2 separate regions of the Homo sapiens genome follow, and region 1 is linked to region 2. Evidence: read pairs that join two places in POLR2A ChIA-PET (ENCODE). Cell type or tissue: A673. All regions are shown on one strand. Each heading gives the region's core, and the rest is flanking DNA. Links, peaks and the distances in the headings are about the cores only. Region 1 has its middle 47 kb from the start of LINC03088. Region 2 holds the start of LINC02457 (long intergenic non-protein coding RNA 2457).

The links. ChIA-PET counts read pairs that join two places held together with the same protein. Peaks named below come from ENCODE experiments on the same cell type or tissue, not always from the same donor. Only the 100,000 strongest peaks of a DNase experiment are listed, where the experiment ranks them.
Region 1: POLR2A ChIA-PET joins it to region 2 with 12 read pairs; 3 of 35 experiments call an interaction of 5 or more read pairs at or near these places.

The regions. Positions count from the first base shown.
Region 1 is chr12:116,610,159-116,618,699 of GRCh38, reverse strand. No RefSeq gene overlaps it. Among named protein-coding and RNA genes, the nearest start is that of LINC03088, 47 kb to the left of the region's middle. In A673, for the core only: no CTCF peak of the experiment used is centred there; no DNase peak of the experiment used is centred there.
Region 2 is chr12:116,513,164-116,521,704 of GRCh38, reverse strand. LINC02457 (long intergenic non-protein coding RNA 2457) reads right to left here and starts at 5,876. Exons shown (of 3, transcript XR_001749339.3): 1 at 5,456-5,876; 2 at 3,815-4,887; 3 at 1-3,447. RefSeq lists enhancers at 2,335-2,835, 2,836-3,336. In A673, for the core only: no CTCF peak of the experiment used is centred there; a DNase peak (open chromatin) is centred at 564; H3K27ac peaks cover 399 bases.

The DNA.
Region 1 (8,541 bases), core at 220-8,219, 97 kb before region 2:
TGTATTTTATTTTGGGTACACTATCTTTTCACACCGTTTTTCTTTGGGCTGTTGGGCTTTTCCTTCAATTTGTCATTCCTTAGAGGAAAATTTTAGCCCTTTGAGTTGAATTGCTAAGGGTGTTATTACTAACCCCTTTTTATAGATGAAGAAATGGAGGCTCAGAGACCTTAAAGAAGCTGCTCAAGGCTACAGGCTGATGCCTGGCAGAGTTGGGATTGAACCATCCTTGATTTTGAATGTCATCCCTGCTATTGTCTCATAGGCTGGCGGATAAGTATGGATCATTTCTGTCAAACCACACAGTAGGGATAACAATGAACCTCTTAGATTGGACCATACTTTTGCAATTTTCCAGTGGCTTTCATTTTTATTATCTTATTTTTACTCTCCTAGGTCTTATTAGCCCATTTTATACATGGGAAACTGAGGCTCAGAGAGATGTAGGGGCCTGGTCACAGTCACATGACTGATAAATGTGAAAACCTAAGGTCAGAATCTGCCACTAGCCCAGCGCTTTTTTCCATATGCTGTCATAGGGAATGTTGAGGTATTTCACGTACCACTTAAAAATTGTTAACAAGGCCAGGCACAGTGGCTCACACCTGTAATCCCAGCATTTTGGGAGGCCAAGGTGGGTGGATTAATTGAGGTCAGGAGTTCAAGACCAGCCTGGCCAACGTGGTGAAACCCCGTCTCTACTAAAAATACAAAAAAAATTAGTCAGGCGTGGTGGCACACAACTGTAATCCCAGCTACTCAGGAGGCTGAGGCAGGAGAACTGCTGGAACCCAGGAGGAGGAGGGTGCAGTGAGCCGAGATCATACCACTGCACTCCAGTCTGGGCAACACGGCAAGACTATATCTGAAAAAAAAAAAAAAAAAAAAATAGCTGGGTGTGATGGGGGCGCCTGTAATCCCAGCTACTTGGGAGGTTGAGGCAGGAGAATCACTTGAACCCAGGAGACGGAGGTTGCAGTGAGCAGAGATCATGCCACTGCACTCTAGCCTGGGCGACAAAGCAAGACTCATCTCAAAAAATAAAATTAGCTGGATGTGATGGTGGGCACCTGTAATTCCAGCTACTTGGGAGGCTGAGGCAGGAGAATTGCTTGAACCCGGGAGACAGAGGTTGCAGTGAGCCGAGATCATGCCACTGTCCTCCAGCCGGGGCAACAGAGCAAGACCCTGTCTCAAAAAAAATTTTTTTTACCCTATCCATGTACACCAATACAATGATTTATTCACTATAATTTTGTAATTAACTCATGTTCTAACAACTTAGCCTCATTCTAATCACTAACAGTGTTAAAATCACAAGTTTGATGTCCTCCTTCTAATGTTCCCTAATTCCATATATCTAAGAAATTCCACGTATTGCCTAAAACCCTCTTCTTGTTTCCCATCAGTGGTACAAGTACTGCACATTTTGTAAGCACTTCATTAAGTTTGTTAGGCCTGATGGAAAATGACAGGCCCTCATAATATGCGTCCTTTATCAAGCACCGATTAAATGCCAGGAGTTTCACTGAATCCTTACAGCAACCCTAAAGGGATGGGTATAGGTCTTCCCAGTTCGTAGAGCAGAAAACAGGGGTTCAGAGAGGTTAGGTGGCTTACCCGAGGTCACACAGCCAGGAACTGGCAGGGTTGGGACTCGCGCTCCAGTCCTGCATCGCCCCAGGTCCCCCCAGCCTGGCACTAAATTTGCTGATTGCAGAGCTAATCGCCAGTTGGTGATTGCCAGCCAGGACTATAACCATCCATGTAAGTAAAGGCATTTAGCTGTTTCACTGCATGCAGAGTTAGGAATTCTCAGGCAGCCCACTGAATGAGGAAAGGGCCTTTCTGTTTCACCTTTCATTGTTTTATCTGCACAACACTTCTGTGAGGTGGGCAAATATAATTAACCCATTTACAAACGAGGAAAGTGGAGAGGTTAGAATGATTCCCTAAAGTCATTCAGTAAGTGAGCGGCACAGCCAAGAATAATAAATAATATTATTTCAGGAGACGCAAACTCAGTGAACCTAAAGGCTTCCTGGTGCTCAGACCATCAGAAGGTGCTTCTGGGCCCTGACCCTTCAAAATCAACACTTCCCCACCACGGCAGAGGTCTAGGTACAACATTTGAAGTCTGGAGTTATTCAAACTGTCCATGTGAGTTCAGACCACCCCCAGGATTTTCTCCCCATTATTATTCTTTTCAGATCATAGCTTGATTAATTTTTCCATCAAGAGAATGGCACTACATATTTTGTAGAGGCAAAAGTAATACAGAATTTGCCTAATGGAATGCTTCCAAGGTTACCGTGAGGATGAATGGACTAGCATTCAAAAAGCACTTCTGAATCCTGGACAGGCTGAAGTGGAGGGCAAGTCTATTGTTATTCATCCTAACAATAGTAATTGATTGCTGGGGAGGGGGGCTTCCCATGATAACCTTTTAATTTTCCTATGAAAAACTGATGGAACAAAAGGTTGCTAGTTCCCGTTGGTGAAAGACAATTCACACCCGCTGGTCTTCAGCCATTCCCTTCAGCCCTTCTCAGCTACATGTTTTCAGATCCTAGTGACCAATATGACTTCCACAACCAGAGTGGAACAACCAGAGTTTCTTTGAACTTCTTTACAGTCTGCAAGCTGCCAGAAGGATCCTATACCTCTGAGACACAGCTGGTTTGATTTTCTTTGAGGGCTCTTCAATATTTTAAAACTGGGAGGGGCCAGGCGTGGTGGCTCATGCCTGTAATTCTGACATTTTGGGAGACTGAGGCGGGAGGATCATTTGAAACCAGGAGTTTGAGACCAGCCTGGGCAACATAGGGAGACCCTGTCTCTATAAAAAATAAAAAATGTAGCCCGGTGTGGTGGTACATACCTATAGTCTCAGTTACTCGGGAGGCTGAGACAGGAGGAGCCCTTGAGCCCAGGAGTTGGAGGCTGCAGTGAGCTATGATAGCGCCACTGCTCTCCAGCCTGGACAACAACAGAGTGAGACCTTGTCTCTAAAACATAAATAAATAAATAAATAAATTAATTAATTAATTAAATTAAAACTTAGAGTGCTGGTTTCTGGAGATGTCCATTTTACAGAGAGGGAAACGGACGGGAGACTTAGGGGCACCTCTTATCCTGGGTCTCCTCACCTTGTTTTCACTGTGTCCCATCTGCCAAAGAAAATATTTGTGTGTCAATCCACCCATGACCTGGTCACTCACTCCCAGGGTGGAAACCTGCCAACCCTGACGATGGTGGCCCCCGAGAGCCACCCTCCCCCGGAGCCTCCGTCTTGGACATGCTTGCTGTTAAAGAGGGTTGGTGACAATCATCTCTTAATTGCAATACCTCCTGTTGGCCTGAATAATAGTTGAAATCTTGTGGGCGCGTTGGCTGGGCATTAGGGGGTGTTTCTGTTGTGCCTCGAGCAAAGGGAGGCTTTATTCACACCAGCATCTGTTCCAGAGAGGTCTGAAAAGCTCAATTAGTCAGCAGAGCATGTTGGAAAAATAAAACCCCGAACTGATGTGTTTGAGGTCATCCCTTGGCTCATTTGAATGTGGGGAGCCAGAACTCCTGACCCTTTACTTCCATTGGCCTCAACTGGTACTTGAAACTCTCTAATCTGAACTCTAATTCTATAAATACCTCCAGTTTTTAAAAATGTATATATATATATATATATATATATTTAGCAAAAAGCTTGAAACCAAGAAACTAGTTAGCCTCTTCTATCTTTGAATTGATTTAATTTCAATTAATAAAGTTGGATTAAGATTGGGGAGCCTAATTCGGATTTGCAGGGGAGAGGGGGCTTACTCTGTGCCCAGCAGAGCCAGGCAGAGTTCTGGCCCCTTTTCTATTTCCTCTGACCAGCAGCTGATTCCTTTGATATCTCATCTTGCATCTTGTCCAAAATAAATGATGGGCGCGATGCAGGTTCCAGTAGCATGGAGAGACCGTCTGCTGGTACCATCTGATTCCTCAGCAGGCAGAGCCACACAGTCCTGGGAGGCAGTGGCCACTGGTGCGGATTTATAGGCTGCAGGTGGGGGATGCTACCTTGCCCTTCACACAGGAAAACAGCCTAGGGAGAGGGCATGCTTTGTACCGCCTCGGGTTCCCGTCCCCAGAACTCATGCCGGGAATTCACCTGGACTGCAGATCCTACAGGAAGCTGCCTGTGTGATGGATTACCACCAACTTGCTGTGTGACCTTGGGCAAGGCACTTTCCCTCTCTGGGCCTAATTTGTCTTACATGTAAACAGAAAGGACATCATCATCATCATCACCATCATCATCATAGTTAATGAGTGCATCCTAGATGATCTCTTAGTATGCTTGCCAAAGAACCTCTGTGGCTGATATTATCATCCTCATTTTACAAACAAGGAGTTGTGACTCAGAGAGGTTAAGTCACTTGCCCGCTTTACAGAGCTAGTAAGTGACATAGCTTCAATTCGGGCTCAGTCCCCCTGACTTCAGATCCTAAGCTTTTAGCCTCCCACATTATAACATCAGGCACTTCTGCACATTCTGTCTGTGAATCCTCAAAGCAACCATATAAGGTCAATGCCATTGTTACCCGCATTTTACAGATGATCAATGGTCTCATAACATTTTTTCCACCTGTGAAGAAAGCTATTATTATTTTTCTTTCTTTCTTTCTCTTTTTTCTTTTGTTTATTTAATTATTTATTTATTTGAGATGAAGTCTTGCTCTGTTGCCCAGGCTGGAGTGCAGTGGCATGATCTCGGCTCACTGCAACCTCTGCCTCCCGAGTTCAAGCAATTCTCCTGCCTCAGCCTCCCAAGTAGCTGGGATAACAGGCACCCACCACCATGCCTGGATAACTTTTATATTTTTAGTAGAGACGGGGTTTCACCATGTTGCCCAGGCTGGTCTTGAACTCCTGACCTCAGGTGGTCCACCCACCTTGGCCTCCCAAAGTGCTGGGATTACAGACATGAGCCACTGTGCCTGGCAAAAGCTATTATTTTTAAGTTCAGGAGAACAGTGACAGGCGTAAGATGAGGAAGGTCAGTGCTCAGCCTTCCTGTTGTCTGAGGGAAAAGGATGGAGCACACGGGATGAAGAGTAGAAGAAAAGCGAAGACGTGACCCTGCAGAGTGCAAACTCCTTGGCCAGGCCCGCAGAGCCCTTTCCAAGCTGCCTCTTGTGCCTCTCCCATATCAGAACGGCCTTTAATTGCTGCAAGCCTAGGCGGTAGGCACTGTTCCCATGAGCGTTTCACAAAGGCAGAGCAGGAGCAGCTAACGAGGTACTCCAGTTTGCAGAGCTCTTATGTGGAGCTGCAGGACTTGAACTTGAGCCTGTCTGAGTCCAAAGCCCTAGCTTTCTATCCCTTTGCCATCTATCCCACCTCCTGGCACTGACCCTGACCTTCTGCTCTGGGCCACTTGGGACCTCCCTGTTCTACAAACACCCGTGCCTTCTGCTGTCCTTGTTTTTCTGTCCAGCACACCCCTTGTCTATTGGTCACATTCCTTTACTGTCATTTGATCAGGGCCAGTTCAGCAATCACTTCTAAAACAGTTTTTCCTATGTATGCCTGTAGTCCTAGCTACTCGGGAGGCTGAGGCGGGAGGATCGCCTGAGCTGAGAAGTTTGAGGCTGCAGTGAGCCGTGATCACAATACTGCACTCCAGTCTAGGCAACAAAGAGAGATCGTATCTCTCTAAAAAAAAAAAGAAAAAAGAAAAAAAAAAGTTTTTCCTAATGCCTCAGGCAGAAGTCACCTCTCCATCTGTGTCTCCAAGCTACAGAAACGACTGTTGGATGACAGTGGTGGCGATCATCATCACCGTTACTATTATAAAATTGTGTGCAGGACGTAGTGCTCAGCGTTAACACAGACCCCATTCGACCCAGTCCCATCAACCCTGTGAAGTGGGCGCTCTGACATCTCCAGCTCACTGATAAGGACACAGTTTCAGAGATGCTAAGTTCCTTTCCAAGGGCCCCTTGGCTAGAAAATGCAGGGCCTGTGCTGCCATCAGCAGGAGGAGGTATGAGGACAGAGGCAAGAGGTTGGAGTGATGCAAGGGAGAAACCAGGAGCCAAAGAATGCTGGCGGCCTCTAGAAGCCGGAAAAGGAAAAGGAGTCCAGGTGTGGTGGCTCAGGCCTGTAATCCCAGCACTTTGGGAGGCTGAGGTAGGCTGATCTCTTGAGGTCAGGGATTCGAGACCAGCCTAGCCAATATGGTGAAACCCTGCCTCAACTAAAAAAAAAAAAAAAGTACAAAAATTATCCAAGCATGGTGGCACATGCTTGTAGTCCCAGCTACTCGGGAGGCTGAGGCACAAGAATTGCTTGAACCCGGGAGGCAGAGGTTGCAGTGACAGAAGGAGTCTCTGTCTCAAAAAAAAAAGAAAAAAAAGGGGGGGAAAGAAAAGGGGTCATCACTGTGTCACCTTCCCCCAGGCCTGGTGTACAGAAAGACTCAGCCTGTGCTTGTTCAGTGGGCACTCATAGGCTGGGCGTTATCGATGTGCATACAGGACTATGAAAAGATTTCATGACTGGGGGAGGTGGCTCACACCTGTAATCTCAGCATTTTGAGGGGCCGAGGTGGGCAGATCACTTGAGGCCAGGAGTTCGAGACCAGCCTGGTCAACATGGTGAAGCCCCATCTCTACTAAAAACAGAGTGGGTGTGGTGACGCGCCTGTAATCTCAGCTACTTGGGAGGCTGAGGCAGGAGAATCACTTGAACCCAGGAGGCAGAGGCTGCAGTAAGCAGAGATCGCGCCACTGCACTCCAGCCTGGGCAAAAGAGCAAGGCTCTGTCTCAAAAATATATATGTATATATTTCCGTTGTCGGGCATGGTGGCTCATGCCTGTAATCCCAGCACTTCGGGAGGCTGAGGTGGGAGGATGGCTTGAGCCCAGGAATTCGAGGTGGCAGTGAATTATGATCACACCACTGTACCCCACCCTGGTCAACAGAGCAAGAGCCCATCTAAAAAAAAAAAAAAAAGGATATCAAGCTCCCGTCCTGGAATGTGAGCTTGTAACCCAGAATCTCCCAGCTCTCAGCCTGGCTTTTCTGACCATCCCTCCAGGTCAGCAGGACTGTCACCCAAGCTCATGCTATATACATCCTATTCCAATGAATGTGGTTCTTTTCTGTCTGGATTATTGTTTCCAATTATTTGTCCATCTCTATGGAAACATTTCTTAAAAATACTGTACATGAACTTGAATTTTTGACCGGCAAGGTCTCTGGAACAGGTCTGTGAGCATGGAGCCGGTTTACACCGAGGGAGGAGGCACCACCCTCCCATCCACCCCTCGGTGACAGACTAAGCAGTGGAAACACATAGCCTCTGGGTGGGGCAGGAAGCCTGAGCTCTGGCCCCAGGCCCACCCTTAACACTCTCTGTGACCTTGGACGAGTCATTTCACACCACCTCCGTGTACTTCCACTTTACTTCCTTACTTGATTTTTGTTTTTCTATAGAGACCGGATCTTGCTATGTTGTCCAGGCTGGTCTCGAATTCCTATACTCACCTAGTCCTCCTGCCTCGACCTCCCAAAGTGCTGGGATTACAGGCATGAGGCACCATGCCCAGCCTACTTCCTTACTTGTAAAGTGAAAGGTTGATCCAAATAATCTCGAATGTTCTTTTCTGCTCAAAATTTGATCTTCTCTACACTCTCCTAGTCAGGAATGTTGTTGCTCTGCCTCCTGAGTGGCCGTGCTGTGCAGCATCTTTTTGCACCCTCTAAGGCTTGAAGAGCTATGAGCAGTTTTTTGAACATAGAATAATAATAACAATAATAATACCAATGAACACTTTCCATCTGATACTCCTCTGCCAAGCACTTTGCCTGTCTTATTTCATTTAATCCTCACTGCCCCAGGGGTAAGCCTTCCCCCTCTACATTCCAGAAAGTCTTTTTCACAGAAGACCTTTGCTTAGAAGGTCTGCCTTTGTTTAACGGAAGACAAACCTTAGTTCTCTTCTTTTTATTTTTTAAATTTTGAGACGAAGTCTCGCTCTGTTGTGCCAGCTGGAGTGTAGTGGCGCCATCTCGGCTCACTGCCACCTCCACCTCTGGGATTCAAGTGATTCTCCTGCCCCAGCCTCCCGAGTAGCTGGGATTACACGTGTGCGCCACCATGCCCAGCTAATTTTTGTATTTTCAGTAGAGACGGGGTTTCTCCACGTTGGCCAGGCTGGTCTTGAACTCCTGAGCTCAAGTGATCCGCCTACCTTGGCCTCCCAAAGTGCTGGGATTACAGGCAGGAGCCACCACGTCCGGCCTTAGGTCTCTTCTTGAGCTGACCCGCTTGGTAGTCTGAGTAGTTTCTGGAGGAGTATCTGGAATGTTCTCCTAGCTTCTTAGAATAGAATCATCCTGGCCGGGTACAGTGACTCACACCTATAATCCCAGCACTTTGGGAGGCCAAGGTAGGTGGATCACCTGAGGTCAGGAGTTCAAGACCAGCCTGACCAACATGGTAAAACCCCATCTCTACTAAAAATACAAAACATTTGCCGGGCACGGTG
Region 2 (8,541 bases), core at 146-8,145:
TCCCAAAATGCTCCTGTGGCCCTCAGACCTTCCTTCCCTGGGGGACCAGCCCCTAGAAACCTGCAGACTCCATCCCTGGGGTGGCAGCGAGTCACCCTGGGAGAACCTGCATCGGATTTCACCGCTGACAAATTGACCAAAGTGGGTCTGTGTGCACCTTTGCAGGCCCCTCTGATAGCCCTGATCTCTGCACTACCTCTATGAAGACAGCATTGTCTCCCCTCCATTGTCACACATGGAGACCGGGCGGGGTGGGTGGAGGAAGATCTGGACGCTCAGGTCCTTGGCCACCTGCCCTGCCGCATGCCAGGGTGTGATGATCCAGGATTGGAGAATGCCTGCCTTGTCTTGCCAGAGACTGCTTCACCGCTCTCTCGCTCACACATTTGCTCGGAAGATGCCTGCGTCTGTGAGGGCTGGTGAAGACCTGGAACAGCCTTTGAAGGTATCCAGCCAACTGAATTTAATTAAACTGCAGTTCCAGAAGCCAGCAGCATTTTCTTAAGAAAGCAATACAACTTCTAAAAGTCCCCCGATGCTCCCGTGCCGCCCATTTCCTGTGCTTCAGACTACGTCATAAAACTGTCCATGGGGCAGTTTCCTTTGATGATGGATCCAGTTGACAAGTTTTTTTTTTTTTTAGCAAGCATCACAGCCTCTTCTTTCTTAAGTGAGGAATGCCACATTTGTTCTTGCTTCCCCAAGCTGAAGTTATGGGACCTTGATCTTTTCTATGTGGTTTCTTGGATGGCTCATCTTGGAGAGTCACGCTTTCACCAGCCCGAGATCAGGGTAGCATCACAGCAGGAGCCAAATGTTGATTGCATTACTGCACTAAGTAAGATAAAGTGGTGGCCGAGGAATACTTCTGCTTCCAAACATGCCTTTCAGTCATTCAGTCTGCAATTATTGAACCCTTAATACGTGCTAGGGGCTAGGGATAGAATGGTGAACAGGACACCGTAGCTACAATCTTTACCATGTTTTCTATGATCAAGGGAGAGATAGATAATAAATACATAAGCAAATTAAGACATAAAACAGTTACAGATTGTTATACGTGCTAAAAAGAAACAGATGGCTAGAGAATAGTGGAGGGATATTCTTAGATAAAGTCAAAGAAGATCTCTCTGAGAAAGTGACATTCAAGATGAGAGCTGAAGGATGAGACGGAGCCAGCCCTGGGAACAGCCAGGGCTAGAATCTTCCAAGGCAGGAGGAACAGCAAGTGCAAAGGCCCTGGGGAGGGGAAAGCTTGGCAAGCGCTAGGAACTGACAGAAGGTCAGGGTTGCTGGAGTGTAATGAACAAGAAAGGCAGTGGCAAGAGAGAGGAGAGACAGAGAGGCATGGAGGGGTCCCTGCTGAGCCACAGAGATCGCTATGAAGAGTGTGGATTTTGGCCAGGTGCGGTGGCTCATGCCTGTAATCCCAGCGCTTTGGGAGGCCGAGGTGGACAGATCACTTGAGGTCAGGAGTTCGAGACCATCCTGGCCAACTTGGTGAAACCCCGTCTCTAGTATAAATCAAAAAATTAGCTTGGCGCGGTGGTGGTGACCTGTAATCCCAGGTACTTGGGAGGCTGAGGCAGGAGAATTGCTTGAACCTGGGAGGCAGACGTGGCAGGGAGCCGAGATGCCACTGTACTCCAGCCTGGGCAACAGAGTGAAACTCCATCTCAAAATAAATAAATAAATAAATAAGAGTGTGGATTTTACTCTAGGTCGGGGGGAAGGGGAACTGAAATTCACATAGGAACCACCTATGAATCACCTCCACCTATGAAGCTGTGGAATGAATAAATGATTTAGAAATAGTCTTCCATTTGCAAGCTTAGGCATCCAAGTCTTCGGCAATTGCATCCCTCTCTGATCCCCCTCCAGGACTCCTTACCTCTGTCACCCCGTGGGGCTTTTTGCATATATGCCTGTAAATGGTTATCAGAAGACCCTGGCTGAGGTCCTCTAGAGCTGCTGCACTGCCTAACTCCAGGGCGGTAGCAGTGGTCTCACTGTGTTCTCTGTCAGTGACACTCTTTGGCATGCAACATAGACTTGGATGAAATGGTGCTTCCTAGACCTGTGCAATTGGGGGTCCTGGCCTGCCTCTGATGCTCACTAATACATGACCTGAGCAAGTTGCGAGCTGCCTCTGGGTCTCTGTTTTATGGTGTATGAAAAGAGACCCTGCCACACCTACCTCCCAGGGTTGTTGAGCACTTCCAAAGAAGAATATCTCACTGCGGCCCTCGGATGTGCTTCAGGCATCAGCAGACACCCTGACATTTCATTAAAAAAGTGAGAGGTGTGTATGTGTGTGTGTGTTTGCTATGCAAGTGCATTTTCTACAAAAGAGAGGATCCAGGCCAGGTGTGGGGGCTCACGCATGTAATTCTAACACTTTGGGAGGCTGAGGCAGGAGGATCACTTGAGCCTAGGAGTTCAAGGCTAGCAGTCAGCCAAGGTGGCACCACTGCACTCCAGCCTGGGTGACAGAGCAGGACTCTGATTTTGTTTGCAGGGAGAAGAAGGTGCAAGAGAGGGGGAGGTGGGGGAGAGAGAGAGAGACAGAGAGAGAATCCAAGACTGTCTCCTCAGTTTCTCAAAGAGATCCATGATCCACCCAAGCTGAAAAGGTATTAAACACCTGGTAGTTGGAACTGCCTTGGCTCTTGAAGTTGCTCTCTTGCTCTGAAATCTGGTTCAACATTTGCATGTAGATGTTTTGTTTCCTCTCCGAAGTCTGTAAGCCGCTTTGCTTGGTGGGAGGGGGCTGCCTGCATTGGCATTGACTCTTGCCTCCCCACGTCACACCATGCTGACGCCTGGCTCCCATAAACCTGCCAAGCAGCAATCTGTCAGCCCAGGGCCAAGTCCTCCCCACTGTCCAAATTGGAGGACCCCAAGGCCCTTCCTGCTGCACCAATGGCCAAGAGTGGATGGAATGAGCGAAATCATTGTGTACTATCAGTGAGCTGGCGATTGCCTTACTCCTGCAAGGTAATAAGATGCCTTAACCCAGTTAAGAAGCTTCTGCAGGTTACCCCCAAGGAGCCATCGCTAATGCTGGAGATTGCTGGCACCATGGTAGGCCAAGGAGGAAGATGTTTCTGTTTTCAGGGAGAAGAAGATGCAAGTGCTTTTAACCTCCTCCCACCCACGCAAGGTTGACCCTGAATGGTTTATGTGTCTGTGTTACACACACATCCAGCATAGCACCCAGCACATTACAGGCACTTAACAAAAGTAGTAAATAAATAATGGTCCTTTCCAGCTCATATGCCCACCACACCCTCCAGAGATTGTAATGCAGTACACTCACCTCTCATCTAGCCGAATCTTAACTGCTTCCCCCACCTCTTCCTGACAAGTAATAAAGTTAATAATACCTTGTGTGGCTGTTGTATCTTTCTTCGCAAGAACTCCAAACACTTGGCTTCATCCTCATTTCTGAATTAGATTGAAAAGGGCTGGGGGTAAGAGGAAATCCTACTGACCCACACCCACTCCCACCTAATCGATGTTATTTCAGGGAAACTGAGGCCTAGTTAGGACAGGAAATTCTTCGTCCAGATCTGCAAGTCACAGGCAGGTGGGACTGCGAAAAAAGACCTCCCCTGCCCTATTCCCAGTCCTGAATTTAATCTGTCCTGAAACAATTGAAATCTTTTTTTGGCCCGGAGGCCAGGCAGATCTAATTCTGCTAATGTCTGATAGTCCTGCAGTTCTTGAGGTTTGGGAAAACCCCCTTGCTTGGGAAGCTACCCACGGGAAGAAGAGGTCTCTAACAGTATACAGCCAGAGACTGAGAGCTTACCTGCCACCTGGGACCACAGGGAGTGCAAATGAAGTTCCTGCCACACTCTCCAGGGGATATGAATCAGGGATTCAGGGTGGGCTTGGATCTACATGACAAGCTTTGACTTGCCTACCTTCCTGGGCTTCCAGAACAAAGCCTGTGGTGGTGAAAGGCTATATACAATGAAAGAGAGAGAGAAAAAAAAAAAGCATGCCCTGGGAAACCACCTGGCCTGCTCCTGGTTCCCATTAGCTGACTAACTCAAGGAGAAAGTGAGTTAGGAGTTTTTGGGCCTCTGTTGTTTCATCAATTAAATGGGTTTAATATTAATTGCCCTGTGTGCCCCGAGAGGTGATCAGGAGCATGAAGCAAAATAACAGATGGGAAAGTGCTTTGAAAAAATATCAGGTACTCTATTGAGATAACATTGTCGTGAACTTGGCAATGCAGGCTAGGCTGTCTGAGGATCACCTGCAGAACTTCAAAGCTGAAGGGGAACTCGGGGCTCAGAGGGGCCATCATTTTCTGGAAGAGGCCAGAAGAAGGGAAGTGGGTGTGGCAGGCTGAAAAATATCCCCCCTCACCCCAAAGATATCCCAATCAAATCCCTAGAACCTGTGAATGTTATCTGGATCAAGGGTCTTTGCAGACATGATTAGATCAATTTTCTTGAGATGAGGGGATCTCCCTGGATAACCCAAGTAGGCCCTAAATGCAATCACTCATATCCTTACAAATTAGACATGCAGAGAATGGACACACAGAGAAGCAGGGAAAGCAATGTGAAGACAGATGCAGAGATTGGAGTGATGAGTCCACAAGCCAAGGAACACCCAGAACTACCAAATTGGGAGGGGGCAAATGAGGATCTTCCCCTAGAACCCTCACGTTGGTTTCAGGCTTCTGGGCTCCAGAACTGTCAGCGAATACATGTCTGTTTTTCTAAGCCACCACTTTGTGGAAATTGATTACAGCAGCATTTGGAAACTGACACCATGTGAGGTGTGCAAATTCCCACTCTGTGTTGGTAGCAGAGCTGGGCATCCTGGCTCCTCGTCCACCGTGCGTCACGTCGCCGCTCCGCCTGGCATCTGCAGGAGAGGTTAGGAAACACAGTCATCTCCAAAGCTCAGGGACAAGGGAAGATGGCAGTGGCCACTGAACCAGCTGCTTTTGGTAGCATGGGAGGAGAGGCAAAAGGGGACATTGCACATCAAGTGCTGCCTCTCACGAACCAGCCGATGCTGGAACTCACAAACTGTCCCACAGAACAAGCCTGGGATAAAGATCTAGTGTCCTGGGCCGGGCGCCGTGGCTCACACCTGTAATCCCAGCACTCTGGGAGGCTGAGGTGGGCGGATCATGAGGTCAGGAGATCGAAACCATCCTGGCTAACATGGTGAAACCCCGTCTCTACTAAAAATACAAAAAAATTAGCCGGGCATGGTGGCGGGTGCCTGCAGTCCCAGCTACTTGGGAGGCTGAGGCAGGAGAATGGCGTGAACCTGGGAGGCGGAGCTTGCAGTGGGCCGAGATCGCGCCACTGCACTCCAGCCTGGGCGACAGAGCAAGACTCCATCTCAAAAAAAAAAAAAAAAAAAAAAAAGAAATAGTGTCCTCTGCCAAAAGAGGAATAGGTCTCAGCTCCAAATTAGATACCTGGAGGTACAACTCTGTGTTTCCTTCATGCGATGAGCTGGCTCCCACGCTCCTGGGGCCTTCCACTGCAGCGCAGACCTCCCCTGGGAGAGCTGCATGGACACATGTTTTCGGAGAATGGAGACTTGGTGCTGATCTTCTGCGTGTTGTAGAGACGATGGTTTGCTGTCAGTTCCTGCCTGCCATCCAGCAAAAAAGGCTCTGATGGCTGAGTAGCTGATTGTTCTCCAAAAGGCCCATGAGAAAAGCTGCATGTTCAGAACTCCAAAGATTGATTTCTGACCCAGAGTGAATTTTCATGGAGTTATCAGAAACGAGCGCCTTGTGACTTTCAGTTCCCCAGTTAGCCAGCTGCTGATGAGGGAACTCCCTGCTGAATGTCTGGCATCTTCCAGCTTTAGTTCCCAGTTGTATCCTCACACTACAGAGAGAGAGAGAGAGAAACAGCTAGTTCTCTTTTTGTTCTTTTTTTTTTTTTTTTTGAGACAGGGTCTCTCTCTGTCACCCAGGCTGGAGTGCAGTGGCACGTTCTCGGCTCACTGCAACCTCTGCCTCCCAGGCTCAAGCAATTCTCGCTCGTGCCTTTCTGCCTCCAGAGTAGCTGAGATTACAGGTGCTCACCACCTCGCCCGGCTAATTTTTGTATTTTCAGTAGAGACAGGGTTTCACCACATTGGGTGGGCTGGTCTCGAACTCCTGGCCTCAAGTGATCCACCAGCCTTGGCCTCCCAAAGTGCTGGGATTACAGATGTGAGCCACCGCACCTGGCCAAAAAAAAAATTTAGTGTATGTATATTCAGCGTGTCTTTATTTGAATAGGTAATATATGTATATGTGGAAAAATTTCAAGCATTGCAAGAAAGTGTACAGTGAAAATAAATAAGATAAAAAAGAGCATACATCTCCTTCACTGTCTGACTCTAGGCCCCCTGAGTTCCTTCACTAGAAGAAACCACCATCACTTGCCTCTTGGATAAGCTTCCAGAAGAATTTGATGCTATAAAACATGTAATGTAAGTGCATATCCCCTTTTGTTTAACAAATGATAGCATCTTCTACATGCTGTTATGCCTCTTTGTTCTTTCTGTTTGTTAATATCTTTTGGAGACCATTTCAGAGGAGTGCAGAGAGAGCTTTCGTTTGATCTGGGCTGCATAGCATTCCAGCATATAGACGTACCATGATTTATTTAACCTGTTCTATGAGCCACTTTTATAGGGTGCTGTACATTTCCTTGTGACACAAAGGAAAGCCTACACAAGCTTTTGGAATCACACCAGTCAACGATTCAGCTAGGTACTGGAAATAAAACTGAGAACAAATATAAAGTGAGTCGAATGAAATCATGACATAATTGCAACATAATCAGCATTTGCTGAGTACCTAGTGTGGATCAGGGGCTGTCTAGGTGCTATATCATTTAACTTGAATGGCAATCCTGTGGGGAGTAGTTAACACCCATGTTTTGCTACTGAGGCTTGGACAGTTTCAGCAATTCAGCCAAGAACCAAACCTAGCATGCAAGTCCTCTGACCCCAAGTCTGAAACTCTTCCTTGTGTCAGCACGCTGCCTCCTCTAGTGCCTAATCCTTGAGTCTCACTGGGATTTAAACACAGTGTGCTAGGGCTGAAAAATGGGCAGCTCAGTTGTAGACCAGGGTGCTAATGATAACCAATCTCCTCTCCATTACAGCCCTGTCTAGATTCTTCATCCATGCAACATATACTCATTGAGTGCCTCTCATGTGCCTAGCACTGTGCTTATGCATGGGATTGAGATCAACAAGATATGCAAGATTTCTGTCCCTGTGCAATGGGGTTGAATGGTGACCCAATGCCCCCCTCCGCCACTAACTTACATACACATCTGAACACCTGGCACCTGTGAATGTGACCTCTTTTGGAAATAGGGTCTTTGCAATATAATTAAGGATCCTGAGGTGAGATCATTGTATTTGTCTGTTGTGACACTGCTATAAAGAACTGCCCAAGACTGGGTAATTCATAACGAAAAGAGGTTTAATTGACTCACAGTTCTGCGTGGCTGCGGAGGCCTCGGGAAACTTACAATCGTGGTGGAAGGGGAAGCAGGCACGTCTTACATGGCAGCAGGTGAGAGAGAGTACATAAAGGAGGAACTGTCAAACACTTATATAACCATCAGATCTTGTCAGAACTCACTCACTATCACGAGAACAGCATAAGGGAAACCACCCCTATGACCCAATCACCTGCCACCAGGTCCCTCCCTCAACACGTGGGGATTAAGGGGATTATAGTTTAAGATGAGATTTTTGCAGGGACACAGAGCCAAACCATATCAATCACCCTGGATCCCTAAATCCAATGACAAGTGCCTTTTATGAGAAAAAGATAGAGAGAGATTTGACACACCCATGTGAAGATGCAGTCAGGGATTGGAGAGAAGGAGCCACAAGCCAAGGAACATCTTGGGGCCACCAGTGGCTGGAAGAGGCAAGGAAGGATCTTCACCAAGAGCCTTCACAGGGAGCATGACCCAGCTAACTCCTTGACTTTGCACTTCTGGCCCCCAGAACTATGACAAAATAAATGTCTGTTTTTTTAAGCCACCTAGTTTGTGTTCATTTGTCATGGCAGCCTAAGGAAATGAATATACCCTGTAAAGGGATCATTTTTCTTTTCTTTTTTTGAGACAGAGTCTCACTCTGTCACCCAGGCTGGAGTGTGGTGGTGCGATCTCGGCTCACTGTAACCTCTGCCTCCCAGGTTCAAGTGATTCCCATGCCTCAGCCTCCCACGTAGCTGGGATTACAGGCATGTGCCATGACACCTGGCTAGTTTTTGTATTTTTAGTAGAGACAGGGTTTCACCATGTTGGCCAGACTGGTCTAGAACTCCTGACCTCAAGTGATCCACCCGTCTCGGCCTCCCAGTGTGCTGGGATTACAGGTATGCACTACCACGCCTGGCCTGGGATCATTATTTGAATGAAGAAAAGCGTTGGTTGCAAGATGACCCAGGTAGTGCATATGAAAATTCACTGGAGCAGACCCTCTTGTGCTGTCAGAATGATACAGGCTAGTTTCTTGCAGAAGACACTGAAA